Regions from separate parts of the Homo sapiens genome. Here region 1 is linked to region 2. Evidence: chromatin loops called from intact Hi-C (ENCODE). Cell type or tissue: Caco-2. All regions are shown on one strand. Each heading gives the region's core, and the rest is flanking DNA. Links, peaks and the distances in the headings are about the cores only.

Region 1 (2,903 bases), core at 85-2,584, 120 kb after region 2:
CGGCTCACTGCAACCTCCACCTCCTGGGTTCAAGCAATTCTCCTGCCTCAGCCTCCCGAGTAGCTGGGATTACAGGTGCCTGCCACCACGCCTGGCTAATCTTTGTATTTTTAGTAGAGACAGGATTTCACCATGCTGGCCAGGCTGGTCTCAAACTCCTGACCTCAAGATCCACCCGCCTTGGCCTCCCAAAGTGCTGGGATTACAGGCATGAGCTACCGCACCCAGCCTATACTGGGTGGTTTTACAGAGAATTACTAGGGTGGTATTGTCGGGAACCTGGGAGCGCTTTGCTGACTAGGTATTTCAGTGATTTTTGTCTCAGAGGTGGGAGGATGGCAGTTGGGTTGGAATTGTCGTCGGTAAGAAGTGGCAGTCATTTGTGTTCACTTGGAGAGGGGGATGAGAACTCATTTTTGTGGTTGCACAGGGCCCATGTCTCTATCTTGGTTCAGACATGGTCACAGAGTGGCCTTGCCTCATCATTGTTTATATTCTGTGACCATTGTTTATATTTAGTGGAGAACATCGCGGCCCAGCCATCAGGAGCTGATTTCCACTCTCTCTCCTGGCTGGCAGCGGGGATCTGTGTCTCCAAGGAAAGTTTGCCCCGAGCCCTTCCCGGCCCGGCGTAGGGTTCTCCGGAAACCATCACTCACATCTAGCACTTGGAGGCCTCCAGGGACAGCGGTGACCCACCATCTGGGTAGGAGGCTGAAAACACTAGAGGAGGAATATCCCAAATCTGTGCCTTGGCGGGTGTTACCCAGAAAGGGTGACGGGTTTCACCATGCAAAAAGGAAAAATTGGAGGAAGGCCAGGTTAAGCAAAAATAGACATGTTTTTAGATTGCAGAGCTGAGAGGCTTGGCTGTGCCTATGTGCGCTGCAAGTCTCCAAGAACAACATGTGTAGAGTTTTACGAACAAAGATAGAGTCAGAGACATGGGCAGGAGGCAGAGACAGAGAGAGAGAGACAGACAGACACAGAGAGAGATAGAGGCAGAGAAAGCAACAGAGGCAAAGAGATTGGAACACAGAGAAAGAGATGGGGACAGAGACACAGAGAAAGGAACAGAGATGGGAAGACAGGGACAGAGACAGAGAATGAACAGAGATAGAGAGATAGGGACGGAGAGAGACAGAGAGAGGGACAGGGATGGAGAGAAAGAGATAGGGCCAGGGCCACAGAGGGACTGAGACAGGCCCAGGAGGAGACTAGGGATGGGGCCAGGGCTGCGTGCGGGCGGGGCACGGTGCAGACAAAGGCGCGGCCGCGCGGTCGGGGTGGCCTGGCCGGGGACAAAGGCCTGCCCGGGGGGCGGGGGCAGCGATGGCGACGGCCGCGGCGGGCGCGGGCGAACTACAAGTCCCAGCAGCTCCCGCTGCGGCCCTCGGCCGGCCCCTCTCGCTCCCCGGGAGCGCCTGGCGGGGCCGCTGGGCCGAGGGGGCCGCCGGCGGGGCTGGCGGGCGGGGGGCTTCCTGCGGGCCCGGGGGGAGCCGGCGGCCGGCGCGGGCGCGGCGGGCCGGGCAGGGGCGAGGGGCGCCGGGTGAGTGTCCCTGCGAGCGGGCTGGGGCCGGGGCGGGGGGCTGGGTGGGGGGCGGGCGGGCGGGGGAGCTCCAGGCGCGGGGCGCAGCCCGGGGCGACCTCTAATCGTCCCCCGCCCTGCGCGCCGCCGGCCCTGGCCCAGGCGAGCGGGGGTCGCGGGAGCGATGGGGAGGGGACTCTGCGGCCAGCTCCGGCCTAGCGCACCCATCCCGCCGCTGGGGCCCGGGGGGAAAGGGCCAGGAGGTTGGGAGCCTTCAATCGGGCGGGGTGGGGGGCGCCCGCCAGCTCTGGGGTCTGGAGCTCAGGACGCCCCCTCCCTAGGAGGCGATCCAGGACCCCCTCCCCTCCTGATTCGAGGTATTGTTCCCACCTCCCGCCTGGGGTCTGGAGTTCAGGAGGCCCTGTCCTCAAAAGGGGGACCTAGGGGTTCCCTCTTCCCCCAGGACCCTAGGAAGGGTCCCAGCGATTGTTCCCTTGCCCCTCCAGTCTTGGGGTCTGCAGTTCTGGAAGCTCCTTTCCCTGGAGGTGATCCAGGGGTCCACCTGCCCTCACCCCTGGGAACTCAGGAAAGACTTAAGTGATTTCTCCTCCCACCTTCCAGTTAAGAGATGGGAATTCAGGGGGCTCCTTCCCCTGGAGGCAATCTAAGGGTTCCTCTGCCCCTGATGCAGGAGGGGTCCCAGGTCTTGTTTCCCCCACTCTCCAACTATGGGGTCTGGGTTGAGGACCGCCGTCCAGGAACTCGGCTCTGTTTGCCTGCACACTCCCAGCTATGGGGTTGTGGCTCAGTGTATTCCTTTCCCCAGAAGGGGAGCCACAGGTCCCCCCACAGCTTCTCCCAGGAGCAGATCATTCATTGTTGACACCTCAACACCCAGCCATGGGGTGGGGAGCTCAAGGCATCCTCCCGGCAGGTCATCCTGGGCTCCCATTGCTCCCCAGAAGTGGTTCCAGCTTTTGTCCCTCTACCTCCCAGTCTGCCCCTAGCCACAAGCTGGCAATTCAGTTCAGGATCCTTCCTGCAGGAAGGGCTACAAGTGTGCTGACACTACCCGCCATGTCCCAGCCATGGGAGGAGATGACTCAGGCGTTCCCCCATTAACTTCAGAGGGTCCCCAGGTATTATTTTTGCCTATCCTCCAGCTAGAAGTTAAAATGCAGGACCTTCTAGCCAATAGGGAAAACAGGTATACTGGCCGGGCATGGTGGCTCATGCCTGTAATCACCATACTTTGGGAGGCTGAGGTGGGAGGATCATTTGAGCCCAGGAGTTTGAGTCCAGCCTGGGCAACATACCAAGACCCCATCTCAAACATAAATAAATAAATAAAACAGGTATACTAACAACTGTCCCC
Region 2 (2,903 bases), core at 238-2,737:
CATGATGGCGTGTGCCTGTAGTCCCAGCTAGTCAGGAGGCTGAGGCAGGAGAATGGCGTGAACCCGGGAGGTAGAGGTTGCAGTGAGCCGAGATCGTGCCACTGCACTCCAGCCTGGGCAACAGAACGAGATTCCATCTCAAAAAAAAAAAAAAATTTTTTTTGTGGGGTCTCGCTATGTTGCCCAGGCTGGTCTTGAAGTCCTGGACTCAAGCGATCCTCCCACCTCGGCCTCCCAAAGTGCTAGGATTACAGGCGTGAGCTGCCACAGCCTGTGGTTTTTGTTTTTGTTTTTTTAACTGACAGATAACAGTGTATGTATTTATCATGTGCAACGTGACATATTCTTGAAAAATGCAAGAGGAGCGGATGTTAAGCACTTTCACCACAAAAATGAGAGCTATGCGAAGTGCTGCATTTGTTACTAAGCTAGATTTAATCATGCCACTGTGTATATATACTTCAAAGTGTGTTTCCTTTTTCTTTTTCCTTTTGTTTTTTGAGACGGTCTCGCTCTGGCGCCCAGGCTGGAGTGCAGTGGTGTGATCTTGGCTCACTACAACCTCCGCCTCCCAAGTTTAAGCAATTTCGCCTCAGCCTCCCGAGTAGCTGGGATTACAGGTGTGTGCCACCACGCCCAGCTAATTTTTTGTATTTTTAGTAGAGGCGGGGTTTCGCCATGTTGGCCAGGCTGATGTCGAACTCCTGACCTCAGGTAATATCCCCTCCTTGGCCTCCAAGAGAGCTGAGATTACATGCATGAGCCACCACGCCCGGTCATATTTCATTTTTAAATGGCATACCTTAGAGAAGCAGAAAAGAGACCGGGCACCATGGCTCACACCTGTAATCCCAACACCTTGGGAGGTCGAGGTGGGCAGAGAGGCCAGGAGTTCGAGACCAGCCTGGCCAACAGGGTGAAACCCCATCTCTACTAAGAAATACAAAAATTAGCTGGGCGTGGTGGCCTGCGCCTGTAATCCCAGCTACTTGGGAGGCTGAGGCAGGAGAATCGCTTGAACCCGCAAGGCAGAGGTTGCAGTGAGCCGAGATCACGCCATTGCACTCCAGCCTGGGCAACAGAGCTAGACTCTGTCTCAAAAAAAAAAAAAAAAATAAAGAAAGAAAGAAAAGAGATTCTTTGGTTCCTTCTCTCTTTCTTGCTTAAATCGACTTGAGAATGTCCCCACTTTGAAAGGGGAAGTAGCACATACATTGTTTCTGGCATAGCTGTAGTATAATTTTCATTCTTGTCACACAGTAGCAATTACGGCTTCAAGGCCATTGCCCTTTGTGGGCCAGGGCCGTGGTGACTGGCTGTGCCTCCCTGGGTGTTTACCTAGCACATGTTTAACATAGCTCAGATCGTGTGTCAAGATCTCCCTCATTCTCACTCATCCTGGGTCATGTTTCTATCTCTTCAAACTCTATGACTTACAAAACATTTTTGCTGCCACCTCTCTGAAAATCATTTAAAAGCCCAGAGACCTTATATGAAGTCCAGCCAATCGCTGTTTCTTTGTTATTTGTTAGGTAAACTTTACTTTCCCCCTGAGACGGTCAAGAACTACTGTGTTTGAAAACCCTCTCTCTAGGTGCAAAACAGCACCAGTGGAAGCCTCGCAGCTGCCTGGAGGAATTTTTTGAGGGGAGGATTGTGGCTGACTGGGTGAGGGAGGGAAACTGGGTAAAATAATGTCCTCCGAGAGCATTCGGTGACAGCAGTTGTTCTCATTTTTGTGATGCAAATTAAGTTGTATGTGAACTAAATTAAATTTGCTTGCTTCTCTGCTTTTGTCAGAGATAGATTCATAGTTTCAACTGAGTATAGAGTTCTAGTCTGATTATGTTCAATATGTTCAAAGCAGTAGATACACTAATGTTTTTTTTTCCTTCTTTTTTTTTTTTGAGACAGAGTTTTGCTCTGTGCCCCAGCCTGGAGTGCAGTGGCGCGATCTTGGCCCACTGCAAGCTCCACCTCCGGGTTCACGCCATTCTCCTGCCTCAGCCTACCGAGTAGCTGGGACTACAGGTGCCTGCCACCACGCCTGGCTAATTTTTTGTATTTTTAGTAGAGATTGGGTTTCACCGTGTTAGCCAGGATGGTCTCGATTTCCTGACCTCGTGATCCGCCCACTTCGCCTCCCAAAGTGCTGGGATTACAGGCGTGAGCCACCACGCCTTTTTTTTTTTTTTTTGAGACAGAGTTTCGCTCTTATCACCTGGGCTGGAGAGCAGTGGTACGATCACAGCTCACTACAGCCTCGACCTCCTAGGCTCAAGCAATCCTCCCACTTCAGCCTCCCAAGGAGCTAGGACTATAGGTGCGTACCACCGCGCCCAATTAATTTTTGTATTTTTGTGTGTGTGTTAGAGATAGGGTTGCCCAGGCTGGTCTCAAACTCATGGGCTCAAGCGATCCTCCTACCTTTGTCTCCCAAAGTGTTGGTATTATAGATGTGAGTCACCATGCACGGCTTCATACACTGATTTATGGTCATATATTGAAAAAATATATATTCTAAAGGTTTCACTAACAGTACACGTTTAACACATTGTGGATGGTGGATGGTTACATTTTTAATTCACGTCACTTTTTTAATACAGCAGCTTTATTGAAATATAATTAGCACAGCATAAAATTCACCTTTTAAAAGTGTACCATTTGGTGTGTTTTAGGATATTCACAGAGTTAAGCAACAGTCATCAGTATTTAATTCCAGGACATCTTATTATTTTTTTAAAAAAACAGGGTCTTGCTGTGTTGTCCAGGCTAAATGCAAACTCCTGGGTTAAAGTGTTCCTCCTGCCTTAGCCTCCTGAGTAGCTGGGACTACAAGCATCAGCCACCATACCTGGCTCAGTTCATCATTCTTATGGGTGGGTTTCAGGAGGAGAGAAAGT

Evidence for each region. Hi-C counts contacts between places; a loop is a spot of excess contacts. Peaks named below come from ENCODE experiments on the same cell type or tissue, not always from the same donor. Only the 100,000 strongest peaks of a DNase experiment are listed, where the experiment ranks them.
Region 1: a loop joins it to region 2, with 2.2 times the contacts of the local background. A loop is called at or near these places in 29 of 110 quality-filtered maps.

The regions. Positions count from the first base shown.
Region 1 is chr19:7,514,701-7,517,603 of GRCh38, forward strand. ZNF358 (zinc finger protein 358) reads left to right here and starts at 1,403. Exons shown (of 2, transcript NM_018083.5): 1 at 1,403-1,549. The region is part of intron 2 of LOC105372261 (a long non-coding RNA gene); the gene reads right to left. RefSeq lists a silencer at 1,235-1,484. In Caco-2, for the core only: no CTCF peak of the experiment used is centred there; a DNase peak (open chromatin) is centred at 1,311; H3K4me3 peaks cover 1,328 bases.
Region 2 is chr19:7,397,593-7,400,495 of GRCh38, forward strand. All of the region lies in intron 10 of ARHGEF18 (Rho/Rac guanine nucleotide exchange factor 18), which reads left to right. Among named protein-coding and RNA genes, the nearest start is that of ARHGEF18-AS1, 4.0 kb to the left of the region's middle. RefSeq lists silencers at 198-398, 2,058-2,258 and enhancers at 410-915, 916-1,420. In Caco-2, for the core only: no CTCF peak of the experiment used is centred there; DNase peaks (open chromatin) are centred at 757, 1,309 and 1,642.